Regions from separate parts of the Homo sapiens genome. Here regions 2 and 3 are each linked to region 1. The links are chromatin contacts, found by Hi-C or POLR2A ChIA-PET in ENCODE. All regions are on one chromosome and are shown on one strand. Each heading gives the region's core, a stretch centred on a gene start or an enhancer-like site at or near the end of the contact. The rest is flanking DNA. Distances are from core to core; before and after follow the strand shown.

Region 1 (4,460 bases), core at 1,283-3,782:
GGTGAGATACAAGCTCTAGAACTCTCGGAAGGGAACCTCTCTGTAACCACATTCCCTTTCTTCTTCTGTTCTCTGCATCTCAAAGGTGGAAGATGCCCACTGAGGTTTGCTGTTTGTTTGGCTTGGGGGAGTGACCAGGTGTTTCTTGTTTTGTTTTCTTTTGCCCTATAATACCCAATATCATTTTTTGAGAAATCCATAAGAAGGATAAAGCTTACTTGGATTACATTAATGAGAGATTTTTTTTTTTTCATGACACATTCATCCATGGATTTTCAAGAGAATTGTAGAACAAGGTATTTTACTCATTGCATACAGTCCACTACTTTTCTCAAGCCTTGCTGGCAAACTCTGGAGATCATATTAGACCTTTCTGAATTGAAAAGGTCATCTAATTAGCCCTCCAATTAGAGGAATATAATGTATGGGACACAGCATGGATTCACAGTAGTTCAGCTGGTGGCGCACCCAGTTAAGGAAAGAAGCTGTCAGGGGTCTTTGGGAGTTACCAGCATCAGCACCTTCTACTCAGTTCTTCAAACTTTTTCAATGTTATGCCACTGGGTATTCTCAGAAGCAGTGCAGTTCAGTGCCTCTGCATCTGAGCATACATACGGAGGAGGAAGTGTAGTAAGTTATTAGATACCAGCTATAGAGAATAGGAATGTCTGCAGGATATTAACCATACACATTTGGTTAGCCACATACTTCCTTCCTATTTGCAATAATATCCAGTAGCCCTTCCTGATGGAAAGAAGTAAGAGGACCTCCTACCATAGCACAGACCACTGAGACTGCTCAAGGGTGAGAATGCGTCGTCTCCCCATTGGGACATACCATCTGTATACATTCACAGGGTGTGACCCTTTGTGGTTTGAGGCTACACACACTCCCTTGCCCTCAGAGAGAACTGGTCATATAACTAACATAATGGTTATAATAACTATTATTGTTTTATTAGTCTTTAACTGGCCTGCATTCTAATACGTGGTCTTTTCCACGTTTTTAAACCTCAAACCAAACAGGGTTGAAGGAACAGACTACCAAGATTGATTTAATACACCATATGCTAAAGATTACCCTGGAATATCTATCTGGTTCATGAATTAATCTGGCTTAGAACTTTAACTTCGAATGACATGTTAGTATGTGGCTTGTCTAGTAGAAACATTATGTCCTTTTCTCTTTGAGGACTTGGTTTCACAGTAATTTTATTATTAGAGTAGTCACATAATGTTCACTTTATATTTTACAAGAATATTGAGCCTTGAAGTAGTCAGGCGATGAACAAGCACAGAGCATAAGAGTAATAAGAATTGTATCCAGCAATGTGAAGGCATCTTAGTTACCAAGACCACCAGCAGAGAACAATAAACTAGTTTGATTTAAATCTCCTCCATTTCCTGTGCACGATCAGGAAGCCCAACTTCCCCCTGAATTCCTAGGAATCCCTCCTGTTAAAAAATAGTGCATTGTAGTCTATATACTTGCGTTTGTATTTTAAAATGGTTGTAGTAGGAGTGCTGGAAATGTTCCTTCTTTTTGTCATCTTTATAGATAAGCACATGGCATTGTTATGCTGTTTCTAATGGTTTAATAACACGAGGGTCACTCGGACACAGTTTAGAAAAACCTACTTTGAAAGCAGTCATCTTCTCTCAGGCAAACACAGTGTGAATTGTGCTGCTTATTCTTTTGATGCCTTCATGATGTTCCCAGCCTTAGATGATGGGTGTGCATTAAAGGGGCAACACATTTTCCAAATTCTGATTTTTAGTAGTTGATCCCAAGGCACCACTCATCCCAGTGTTTTGTTGAGGGTGTGTTCTAATGGGAATGAACATTTCCCCAAAGCTGAGGCTGAGACAGAGGGTGGTCTAGCATGTAACCCAAGATACAAAACCTTTCTTTCTGCTTCATCTTCTAGCCAGCAACACCACCTGTGTTCAAGCCATCTGAACAATACTTGGGTGGCAGGCAGTGTCGAAGCCTCCTACAAAAATTACAGTTCCTCTTAATAACTGCTCATCTTCCATTCATATTTGTATGTTACAGCTCTACTTAGGGACTGATTATATTTCTCTTGGGCAAGATAAATTGATTAGAGCCAAAATTAGAAATCGATAAAGTCTTTACCAAGCAAATGCATTAGTTTTCATCTTTCTGTTACATGGACATTTTGATCATCTCTAATATGAATTGACAAAAATCTTGGGCCTCAAAGAGTAATCAAGTCCTGTTACATCAAACCCACATTTTCAGCTTTAATGTATCTTGCTAAACATGGCCCACTTCTCAATGCAAAAAAAAAAAAAAAATTCTGCCACTTGAGAATTAAAATATATTTCTTTTCCAGTTATACCCTTTGTTATATCTGTCACACAAATAAAAAGAGAAATCTGTAAGAGAAAGACTCATGTAGCTTAACATGTTCAGGCAATCTAGAAAATGTAGCTTCTCCAGTGTTTCCTGGACCAGAACAAAAGGCATTCCAAGTGAAAGGGCAAACTGGCCCCAGTAAACTGCTTTGAAATTTAAGCCCTTGGGTTTGGCACTCCAGCTGTTGCAAGGTAAAATCGCTTCATGTTAAAAAATAGTCTGTTCTTATCAGTGGTTTCCATGGGTAGCCTTTGTAGTTTTCTGAAATATTTTCATGACGCGATGAGGTAAGAAGTTGATTCTATTTTTAATTCTATTTCCTGAGTCATAATATCTCCCTGCATAAAACAGGCACTGATAGAATGTTTAGTTAGAAAGGTGTAGTTCTAAAGAAATCAGATTGGTCATAATATCTTGCCTCTTCTAACGTGTGATTTTTGGGGCGTATATATTTAGTTTTTAAATGCTCCTAAAATATTTGTATTGGTTTTCAATACTTTGTTTAGTTTCATAAAAATATATATATTATTTGTAATCTTCATTTTAAAGTTGTTTAAAGGAAGAATTAATCTTTTGAAAGCCACTACTGTAGCAGATATTATCTGTAGTGAAGCAATATCTTGTTCTTTTTTGGCTTAGGTTCTTTGTTAGATAATGTGATTTTTCCAATGTAGCTCTGAACTTTTTGTGAAAATCTATATTCAAATCAAGCAGATATCACAGATTATTTTGACTGATAGATCTAATTTTTAGGTATATAATAATGAAAAGAAATATCGCTTCTAGGAAAAAAAAAAAGATAAGTACCCCCAAATACCATGGTAATACATACTGAAAAAAGGTTAGTATCATCTATATTTCACATCATTATTATTTTCTCTTTAGAATGGTTTTTAGGTTTGTTTGTTGTTCTTGTTGTTTGAGGCAGAGTTTTGATCCTGTTGCCCAGGCTAGAGTGCAATGGCGCAATCTCAATCTCGGCTCACTGCAACCTCCGCCTCCCAGGTTCAAGCGATTCTCCTGCCTTAGCCAGGCATAGTGGTGCATGCCTGCAATCCATGTTTTTAGTTTTTAAAGGACTCCTTAATGCAGAAATTCTTCTCATTTTCACACTAGATATAATTTGTTGTATTTTATCTTATATTAAATATTTTTAATACTCTTGATATCTGAGCTGCTCCCAGTGGTCCAATTGTATGATGTCAGACCCTCATTTCAAAGAACTTGCTTATACAATACCTATCATGAGTACTAATGACTCATGTATTTTAATATCATAACTTTGTGATATGGAAGTTTATTTTGTCACGAGATAATTGTGTTCTTCTTATCATGTGCCAGATTTCTTTCAGTATTTTAGCAATTAACAAATAAATATGGGTGTGGGTTTTGTAAACCAAATAAAGTATATATCAAAACATTATCGGCTGGGCACCGTGACTCAGTCCTGTAATCCCAGCACTTTGGGAGGCCAAGGTGGGTGGTTCATGAAGTCAGGAGTTCGAGACCAGCCTGACCAACATGGTGAAACCCTGTCTCTACTAAAAATACGAAAATTACTTGGCGTGGTGGCGTGTGCCTGTAATCCTAGCTACTCAGGAGGCTGAGGCAGGAGAATTGCTTGAACCCGGAAGGCAGAGGTTGCAGTGAGCCGAGATTGTGCCACTGCACTCCAGCCTGGGCAACAGAACAAGACTCCATCTCAAAACAAAAAAGAAAACTCATCTGACAAACTCAACATATAAATATATGAAAATAACAAGCATAAATTAGCTATGCTAAGCAGAGGTCAGGAGAATTAAATTATGACCTGGAAAAGCCATAGAATTGGACCACTGAAGATCCGACCCCACTACTGCATTTTACAAGTGTGGAAGGTGATGACAACACATTTGTAAGAAAGAAGGCTCTCTTAGTTCAAGAATGGGGCTGGAAAGTCTTTGAAATTATATACCTGTTTAATGAAGTTTTGCTTGGATTCATTGGGTGATTTAACCTTTCCTTTTCTTATTTCACAAAATAGTGAAAAACAATCTTCCCTCAGAACTTTAATAGGTTTTATTTAGATACTATGTCTATTT
Region 2 (4,824 bases), core at 524-3,023, 1.1 Mb after region 1:
TTTAGGAAGGGCTATGTGGATAGTGTAGAATGCAAAGAGACGAGCAAAGTTAGCTTATCATAGTGATTTAGACCTGAGGTGATGCAGACTTGATTTGGGCAGTGGCAATGGAAAGGAAGGCTGTGTTTAAAGGTGATCACTTAGGAAGTGATCAGACATGGGAGATATGAATAAAATAAGAGCAGATAAAATCTATCAGGGACAAGCTGTAGAGGAGTGCTGAGGATGGTGCATTGTAGGAAAGGCCTACATTTAAAGATTAAGGGGAAAGGAGTTAAGGAGGTACAGGGAGCTGACTTAGGTAGATTTTTCTCGTGCGTGCTTGCGTGTGTGCGTGTGTGTGTGTGTGTGTGTGTGTGTATAGCAATAATATACATTCTTTTAATTTGGCGGGTTTCTGATTGTTTTGTATCTAAGTACAAAACAATAATTCTAATTTCATGTTTTTAGTCTCAGATGAAGTTTGATTTCTGAAGAAAATTGTTATTTAAAGTTAGGGAAATGTTTCGTTGAATACTTACTGTTGTAAGTGAGAAGTAAGTGTTAACATTTAAAGAGATTTTAAAAAATAGAAAGTTGGCCGGGCGCGGTGGCTCACGTCTGTAATCCCAGCACTTTGGGAGGCCGAGGCGGGCGGATCACGAGGTCAGGAGATCGAGACCATCCCGGCTAAAACGGTGAAACCCCGTCTCTACTAAAAATACAAAAAATTAGCCGGGCGTAGTGGCGGGCGCCTGTAGTCCCAGCTACTTGGGAGGCTGAGGCAGGAGAATGGCGTGAACCCGGGAGGCGGAGCTTGCAGTGAGCCGAGATCCCGCCACTGCACTCCAGCCTGGGCGACAGAGCGAGACTCTGTCTCAAAAAAAAAAAAAAAAAAAAAAATAGAAAGTTGATGTTTCTTTTAGTCTCAAACATTTCCAGTGCTATAGCTTACAGAATTTTTAGTGTGGAGATTTTTATTATTCCCCATAAAGTATTTCCTGATACTGATGGGAAGTGATGTGCCTCTGAACATGCTGTTTAGCTATCTAGCTAGCCATCTGCCATCTGTGACACCCCTTGTCACTCACAGGCCATTTCATCTTACTCCAGTCTGGTGACTGCTACCCCCATCATGTTAGAAATTGATTTGAAAATAGACTTGTGTTTATTTAGAGCCCTGGCCTCATAATGGTTTGACTGAACATTATGATTATCCATGTTATCAAAGAAACAAGAAAAGGTATCTTCTGCTATATTAGAGCGGTGATTTCAGAGTACAGTTTCACATGCAGGCAGCAGGTCTTCTGGAGATGTAATTTTATGTCATAGACTGGCAGGGCATATTATAGTTGTCTAGCTCAGGTAATGGTAATTACAGGTAAGTTCACAGTGCGACAAAATATGAGTACCACTAAATTAAAGTGAGCGTAATCTGAGTATTTCTGGTTTCAATTACTTTTTTTTTGTTATTTTATTTTTATTTTTAAGTGATGAAATGTTCCTATGTGAACTGGAAAAATACAATTCATGTTTTGATTTTCATTTAATTAGTATGTTTCTTCAGGGCTTTTTTCAGAGTTTATTTAAATAGTGGGTAGAAGAAGTTAAAGGTGTGATCACAGTTGGTTCAGGAATGGCATATCTAGGGGGCAGTTGGTAGGGAATTTTTTTTTGTGGTTGAAAGTGAAATAGTATTTCATTACTGGGATTAGAAGTAATCATAATGGGCAGAGAGAACTGAAAATGACTAATATCCTTCACTCAGTCTTCTAGAGTTTTTGAACTTCCCTAAGTTACAAATTGATGCTTTTAAAATAAAAGCTTAGTCACTTTAAGTCTTGGTGTTTCTGAGACCAGGACCTACAGCAGCCATTATTGAGGGTAGACAGGTGATTAAACTTAATCACTTTGGGTAAGACTAGAACTTAGGTGACAGTCTTTTTGTTCATCTAGCATTTATTTCCTCAGTTTGCCTCTCCCAGGGTCAGTTTGCTACTGTACAGATGGTCTGTATCTCATCTCATGGGCAGAATTCCTACTTAATCATTCCCTTGGGCCTTGCCCTCCTCCATGTTTGCTTTCACCTCCTGAAGAGTAAAGTCTCTGGCCTAAAATCCCCTGGGGCAGCCAGGTTGACTTTCCTTAAAGCACCACAGACAGACTGTAGCAGTTACGGAGAAGAAAATGGCTTGTACTACTGTTTTCTGAAGGCAGCAGTATATATGATAGATACTTGTAGCTATCCAATACAGATGTTTCATAGAATTCCATCTGTAAAACAGGAAATGGTTATTCATTATGAATAAGAATTTACTGGTTACTAGTGAATATTCCAGCTTTCTTTTGGATATGCTAATAGTTAAAACTTCTACCTTTTTTCCTTCATTGCCAACTTAGTTTATTAGTAAAGGATGTCTAGCCTTTTTGTTTATAATAAATACCTTCCTTTTTTTTTTTTTTTTTTTTTTTGGAGATGGAGTCTCACTCTGTTGCCCAGGCTGGAGTGCAGTGGCACAATCTCAGCTCACTGCAACCTCCGCCTCCCAGGTTCAAGCAATTCTACTGCCTCAGCCTCCCCAAGTAGCAGGGATTACGGGCGCACGCCGCCACGCTGGGCTAATTTTTTTGTATTTTATTAGAGATGGGGTTTCACCGTGTTGCCCAGGCTGGTCTCAAACTCCTGAGCTCGGGCAATCCGCCCTCCTTGGCCTCCCAAAGTGCTGGGATTACAGGTGTGAGCCACCGTGCCTGGCCCCCCATTTCATTTTTAAAATTAATAAACAATAGAAATAATATGAAGCCGTGTTAAACTGCTGATGAACTGCTAATCTAGATGATAAACATAAGTGATCACATTTCGTGAGTATAGCCTTTTAATTGAGTTCAAATTATCTTGATTTGGGGGAGAGATCTAAAATGAACTGGTCTCTAATGAGTTTTGTTCTGTAGAGGAACATTGTGGTGAGGCTCTATTATGTTTTCAGCTGCAGTGGATAACTGACATTTCAACTTTAAGATAAGGAACTACTTATTGCAGGTTTAATTTGTGAAGTTTGTCAATTGATTCCCTCATAAATAGCTTCCTATTTGTCTCTAAGCCATAAGCTAAGAACAGTATGCTTATCTTTTTGGTAAGAGTTACTGCCTGAGTATTTCATCTTCTGGAAAATGAATTTGTTGAAATAAGGTGTCTACTCTAGAGCTGTTTTTTATTGCACAAAAGAGATCTATGTGAGAGACAGCTGATTGAGAATTGTCATTTTATTTTATTTTATTGAGACAGAGTTTTGCTCGTTGCCCAGGCTGGAGTGTAGTGGCGCCATCTCGGCTTGCCGCAACGTCTGTCTCCTGGGTTCAAGCGATTCTCCTGCCTCAGCCTCCCGAGTAGCTGGGGTTAGAGGCATGCGTCACAACGCCTGGCTAATTTTGTATTTTTAGTAGAGATGGGTTTTCTCCATGTTGGTCAGGCTGGTCGCAAACTCCCGAACTCAGGTGATCTGCCTGCCTTGGCCTCCCAAAGTGCTGGGATTACAGGCATGAGCCACCGTGCCTGGCCACAGAATTGTCATTTTTATTTTGTGGATTTTGTGTTTTCATTTTTTTGTGGTATGTTAACTAGTTTATCAGAATGTCGTTTACCAATAACTTGAGTATCTGATATCTGATAATAAGGACCATATGGCTATTGCAGCTTTTTGTTGTTGTTGTTGTTTTTTGTTGTTGTTTTTTGAGACAGACTCTCGATCTGTCGCCCAGGCTGGAGTGCAGTGGTGCGATCTCAGCTCACTGCAAGCTCCGCCTCCTGGGTTCATGTTATTCTCCTGCCTCAGCCTCCTGAGTAGCTGGGACTACAGGCGCCCGCCACCACGCCCGGCTAATTTTTTTGTATTTTTAGTAGAGACGGGGTTTCACCGTGTTAGCCAGGATGGTCTCGATCTTCTGACCTCGTGATCTGCCCGCCTCGGCCTCCCAAAGTGCTGGGATTACAGGCATGAACCACTGCGCCTGGCTATTGCAGCATTTTATAAGTGACATAATGGCAGAGTAATGTTACTAATTTTTCATATTAATTTAGGTCATTAGTAATACTTTATTTCTTATGTGGTAAAACACATTAATCATGAAAATATTTTCTAGCTTAGTTTTAAAAATTCTTTGCCATATAACTTTTAAATAAACAATAATATTTATCCCATTGTGTCTGCAAATGAAAACTACATCCTTTAGTATTGAACTGATAACGTTTTTTGCTCTCAGAAAGTTACCTTGTTCAGTGCTAGCCTATAATGGTGTTTGAAGTTTAAGAGTGGCATTGTTGTTTGACTCAGCAAGGAAATATATAGGAAATATTGTAATGAAAATAGAATTTCGAGTGGTAGTAGATTATTTCTGACTTGAATTGAAGAATCCCAGAAGACTTCCTAGTTGAGGTGGAGGATATTTTAGCTGGGCTTGGAGGATTTAATAGCTTTTTGATAGGCAGGATGTTGCTGTGCTCCTCCTTCCATCTGGAAAGACATGACTGGAAGATTCAAAGGTATATGGCATATTTTGGTGATTTAGAGTTTGGAATGTAGGCTACCAAAGCTGGTGGGAAAAGAGTCTGGGAAAAATTATATAACAGATATAAAGCTTTCGATGACTTATTAAGGAGGTGAAGCTTTTTTGTCAACATTGAGGAGCTTGAACATTTAGAACTTGGTACTGGATGTGTGGCTGAGACATGGGGGCGCTGAAAGATTGTGATGTGGCCTTCTAGCTTGGAGAATAAAGCACTAAGTGGACAGCAGCGCCACTGACACAGGTGCGGAATATAGAAGATCAGGTTTTGGGGTGGAACTC
Region 3 (4,633 bases), core at 865-3,364, 1.2 Mb before region 1:
CTGAGCTCCAGGCTCAGTTCTGCATACTCTCTCTTTTGCATCCTAGAATTCAACAGCCCTAGGGATCTAAAGTACCCTTGGCATGTTGATGACTCCTAAGTATTTATCTCCAGCCCTGACTCTTCTCTGAGTTTTAGGGTTGAATGTCCAATTGTTTATTCTACCTCTCAGGATGACCTTGGGAGTTTGATAGAATGGGATAATGGTGTAGAGAAAGAATGATGGGTCATGACATCAGTTCTCATACGACTTTGCCACTTAACCAGGTATGTGACTTGGGACATCTCAGTTCTGTCACCTGGACTGGATGGCCTATAAGCTGCCTTCCAACTCTGCATTTCTAGAGGCAAAAGTGATTTGCAAATAACGAGTCATGATACATACATAAGCCATTTTTAATATTATACTCTTTCCAGTCAACCCTGCACACAGTGGTTCCTTGGTGTTCCAAGACCTAAACTAGTTTGTCCAGTTGGTGAGCACTGTGGTGGTGGCTTCCTGGTACAGCACTAAGAGCTCAAGCTCTAGAGTTAAATCAGGTTCAAAATCTAGCTGTACCACTTGTCTGGCTGGCAAACTTATTGAACCTTTGTAATCACCCATTTCCTCATATAAAATAATCTTGCATTCTTTGGAATGTATCTGGCTACAAGTAACTGAGCACCTGATTGGAAGTGGCTTAAAGAGTAAGGACATAAGTGCATTATCTCAACACAAGGCTTGACAACAAGCCTGGGTGGAGGTGGTTCCAGAGTTGGTTTAGCAAAACTAGGTTCTTGTTTTCCTCAGAGATGACTGTCAGAGAAAGATGTAAAAAGACAGGAAGCATAGAGGGGGACTTTTCCTTTTCCATCTGTTTTTTTTTTTGTAAGGCAGGAAAACCTTTCTAAAAGATCCCCCAGCAAAAATGTCCTCTGATTCCATGGGCCAGGCCTGGGTTCCACGTTTATGCTTCAGTTACAAAGAATGCTGGGAAATGTAGAATATGTCATTTGCAGCCTTTGTCAAGTGGAGGTCAACCCTGCCCACAAGGAAAGGGGAAGGAAGTAGATTTTGAGCAGGCAATCAACGGTGTCTCTGCCAAAAAAATCTAGCTCAGAGGATGATGAAAGTCAAATGAATATATATTTATTTATTTGGCTGAAGTTAATTTATAGCAGTTATTATATGCCAGGCACTGTTTAACATCAACTCATTTCCTCCTCATAACATCATGAGGGAGGTACCCGCACAACAGTGTCTCTCCAAAAGGTGTGTTAAAGCTTCGCACAAAGTGGGCTGCCTGGGAATGCTGATTTTTCCATCTCTCCTCTAATTCTGCCACAAGAGCACATATGCATACTGGATGGAGGGGCAATAATAAAAGTAGAAGCAACTACTTCAAATGCCCTCCTCCTACCCATTCTAGTTTCTGTGTTTAGTTTTCCTTCTCTGGTGGATTCCTATCAGTTTCAAAAGAACTTGTGAAATCCATTCCAAAATTCGCTTCCCTACTTATTTTGTTTGAAGATGTGTATGCAAAGGGTGATTTCTTTTTCACTCCTGATTGTTAATTTTTTATTTTAAAGTGACCAGATCACTAGGTCACCCAGGCTGGAGTGCAGTGATGCGACTGTAGCTCACTGCAGTCTTGAACTCCTGGGCTCAAGTGATTCTCCCCGCTCAGCCTCCTGAGTAGCTGGGACTACAGGCACATGCACCACCATGCCCGACTAATTTATGTTTTTTTTTTTTTTTGTAATGGCAGGTTCTTGCTATGTTGCCGAGGCTGGCACTCCTGATTTTTGGTAGCCCAAATCAATGGAGAATAAATATTTTCTCTTTCTAAGGAAGACTGAAAATAAGTTGCTGGAGAGACTAATAAGGCCTTATGGGGAATTGTCTTTGAGCATTCTCTTTTTGTGGACAGAGGCAGCTTAGAGTGTAGTGAGAACTCTATGATGACATTGTCTTATAGTGAGATTGCTTTAAAATAGAATATTTTGAGTATATTGTCAATTAACCAGATTTAGATGACATTCAAGAAGGGTGGGCCTTGTAGTGATTTCTGCTGCAGTGTTCACACGTGGTAAAAAGGCAGTGGGGTGGGGGGAGCCATTTTAGCGGACCTCCTTTTCTAAGGACATGAAGGAAGTGAGCCAAGCATTTGTGACATAAACCAGTAACTCAGGAAGGAACAGGAAAGGACTATCGCAAGTTTCCTAGCTTGGGACACTGAAAACATAAAAACAAGGTCACATGTCCACACAATGAAGAAAGGAACCCCTGGAAAGGGAGGAAAAAACAAGTGAATATAACTCCAAATAAAGACCTTCAGGAAAACATCCTCGTTAGTCTGACAATCAACCAAGAATAACATATGAGTTCATCAAGCCCCAAATGGGGGAAAAGACGGATGCCTCAGCCAGCTAATTTAAAAATTAAGAAGAGCATTTCTCATCGTTATGCAGAGGACAGTTCCAAAGCAGATCCTCCTAGAGCAGAGCTAGCCCCCTGAAGCGGGGGTTTCCTGTAGCGACGAAGCAGCTGCACCTTTGATGACTCCTTGGATATTAGCAAAACACTCGCTAAATATAGATGAACATCAACAACTCATAAAAAGGGAACAGGAGTGGGAAACACCATACAAAAGGTGAGTGGGCAAGAACAAAGACATCTTTCTGCCAAGACAATTATCACGTGCAGCATCGAAGCATTAATCACAGAATCATTTAAAAGTCCAAAAGCCAAATAAGAATAAAAGTCTCATGCAGGAAACTGTCACATGTCAGGGCAATGGAAGCAAACTACTTCCCAGTGTCTTTTCCAGTGCTGTATTTCATGGAGTGGAAAGAAGGCACGGCATTGGAGAGGCCCTTGAGAGTGTTATAATGGCCAGGTGGCAGAGAGCGGCTCAGGCTGCTGGTCTGGAGTTTTACCTACATTCTTTCCTTCTCTGTTGAAATTTCCTTTACTGTATGGGAGGTGGTAAGAATTTTTATCTTGATTTCCCCCAAGTATGTGGGATACTCAAGGAGGCTGCACCTTGAGTGGGAGCATGTTAGACGACATCACTCAGGACCAGGCTACATCAGGCATCAGGTAAATATTGTTTTCTCAAAACAAAGCCAAACATGTCAAGTTCTGCTCTTCCCTCCTGCTTGGTGTTTTTTTTTTTTGAGACAGGGTCTTGCTCTGTTGCCCAGGTTGGAGTGCAGTGGTGCCGCATAGTGCACTGTAACCTTGAACTCCTGGGCTCAAGCAATCCTCCTGCCTCAGTCTCCCGGGTAGCTAGGACTACAGGCATGCAGCACTATGTTCAGCTGTTTTTTAAAACAATTTTTGTAAAAATTACAAGAAATTTTTTTTTGCTGTGTTGGCCAGGTTGACCTCAAACTCCTGGCCTCAAGTGATCCTCCTGCCTTGGCCTCCCAAAGTACTGAGATTACAGGCGTGAGCCATGGTGCCCAACTGTGTCCAAATTAAACTCACTAAAGCTCTAAACAGTTCTTACTTGTTAAGCACCATGGGTACATGATATTGGACTTGGCCCCACCAATAACACATCAAACCAAATAAGCAAGACCCTCCTTCTAGAAAGGCTTAGTCAAAGGAGGTTTTGACATGAACAGATGGAAAACTGTAGATGCTACTCCCAGAAATATAGATAGTTCCTGCTAAACACAGAAATAATCTCATCTTAGTATCCTGAAGAAAACTTGGTGCCCAACACTGCAAATATAGCTTATAATACCTAAATTGCAACCTATCAAATAGTTCTTAAATGCTCAAAGGATCTATAGAAACAAATAACTCTGTTAGAAACCTCATATAAAAAATACATCCTCATATCATTTGGTAAATCCTCAGTCTGGTTCCATATATATCAGTGACCATTACTGAAATAAAAGTTAAGTCAGGGCAGGGTTAACTAATGAAAGGGGTTCAGGGAACCCCACGGATCTATTTATTTATTTTTTGCTCTATAGGGATTTTTGTAAGTCCTGGAGATTTATGAATTACTGCTTATTCATTCAACTGGATTGCTTCATATGCATCACACCACTTGTGCAAGACCACCTGGGCAACATGATATATTCTTTATTAACCAGAGATTTTGGTGAAGAGCTTCTTCTACCCTTTGCACACTGTGGAACTGCTTCTCAGAGCTCGGGAGTGGCTGTCGTGAACTCTGTTCTCATTCTCATTGCTGGGGCAGATGTCCTCGGCAGCACTGCTGAGCTTCACTGCACATGTTGTGGCTGTCACTACCTGTATATCTCTCTTGGCTCAACATTTTGAGCTGTGCTTAGAGCTTCCTGAGGTCAGAGTTTAGCAGAGGGTCCATAATAATACAGCTTTAAGGCATTTTTGTCTGTGAGTGTTTTGAAATGAACACAAAACCACAAAAAGTTGAAGTGAACATTTACCAGCATTTTGGTTCAAATGGAACCAAAACAGCGTTTTCCTTCTCCTTGGACCTTCTGTTTTCCTGCCCTCAAGAGCAGCCTTCAGGTGTGGCTTGTTGCAGGCTGTCATTTCCAGTCTCTAGGCAGTGTGGCAGCATCTGATCTCTATGTTCTGGCATCTGCTTTTTTTTCTCTCCAATTGATGGGAATATGGGAATTCCTGTGGAAACTTGATGTTATATGCT

The links. A loop is a pair of places that touch in the nucleus more often than their neighbours do. ChIA-PET counts read pairs that join two places held with the same protein, here RNA polymerase II (POLR2A). Pooled maps may share reads with other maps.
Region 2: a loop to region 1 is called in a map with no recorded cell type, with 5 times the contacts of the local background. The contact joins two enhancer-like sites. A Hi-C loop is called at or near these places in 5 of 37 single-sample maps with no recorded cell type and 2 of 50 pooled maps.
Region 3: a map of endothelial cell of umbilical vein shows a loop between it and region 1 (6-fold over the local background). The contact joins two enhancer-like sites. A Hi-C loop is called at or near these places in 1 of 168 maps with a recorded cell type or tissue (endothelial cell of umbilical vein). POLR2A ChIA-PET finds 5 or more read pairs at or near these places in 1 of 52 experiments (GM12878).

What each region holds. Positions count from the first base shown.
Region 1 is chr18:55,262,448-55,266,907 of GRCh38, reverse strand. All of the region lies in intron 11 of TCF4 (transcription factor 4), which reads left to right. Among named protein-coding and RNA genes, the nearest start is that of LINC01929, 140 kb to the right of the region's middle. RefSeq lists enhancers at 37-146, 2,489-2,768. Within about 2 kb of position 2,532, at least 5 of the 41 ENCODE cell types and tissues checked have a DNase peak (open chromatin) inside an H3K27ac peak, as active enhancers do; they include endothelial cell of umbilical vein, where a contact is called at or near this core.
Region 2 is chr18:54,206,925-54,211,748 of GRCh38, reverse strand. The region is part of intron 1 of MBD2 (methyl-CpG binding domain protein 2); the gene reads left to right. Among named protein-coding and RNA genes, the nearest start is that of SNORA37, 13 kb to the left of the region's middle. RefSeq lists enhancers at 1,553-1,892, 1,983-2,032 and a silencer at 2,903-3,103. Within about 2 kb of position 1,773, at least 3 of the 41 ENCODE cell types and tissues checked have a DNase peak (open chromatin) inside an H3K27ac peak, as active enhancers do.
Region 3 is chr18:56,457,177-56,461,809 of GRCh38, reverse strand. No RefSeq gene overlaps it. Among named protein-coding and RNA genes, the nearest start is that of TXNL1, 180 kb to the left of the region's middle. Within about 2 kb of position 2,114, at least 3 of the 41 ENCODE cell types and tissues checked have a DNase peak (open chromatin) inside an H3K27ac peak, as active enhancers do; they include endothelial cell of umbilical vein, where a contact is called at or near this core.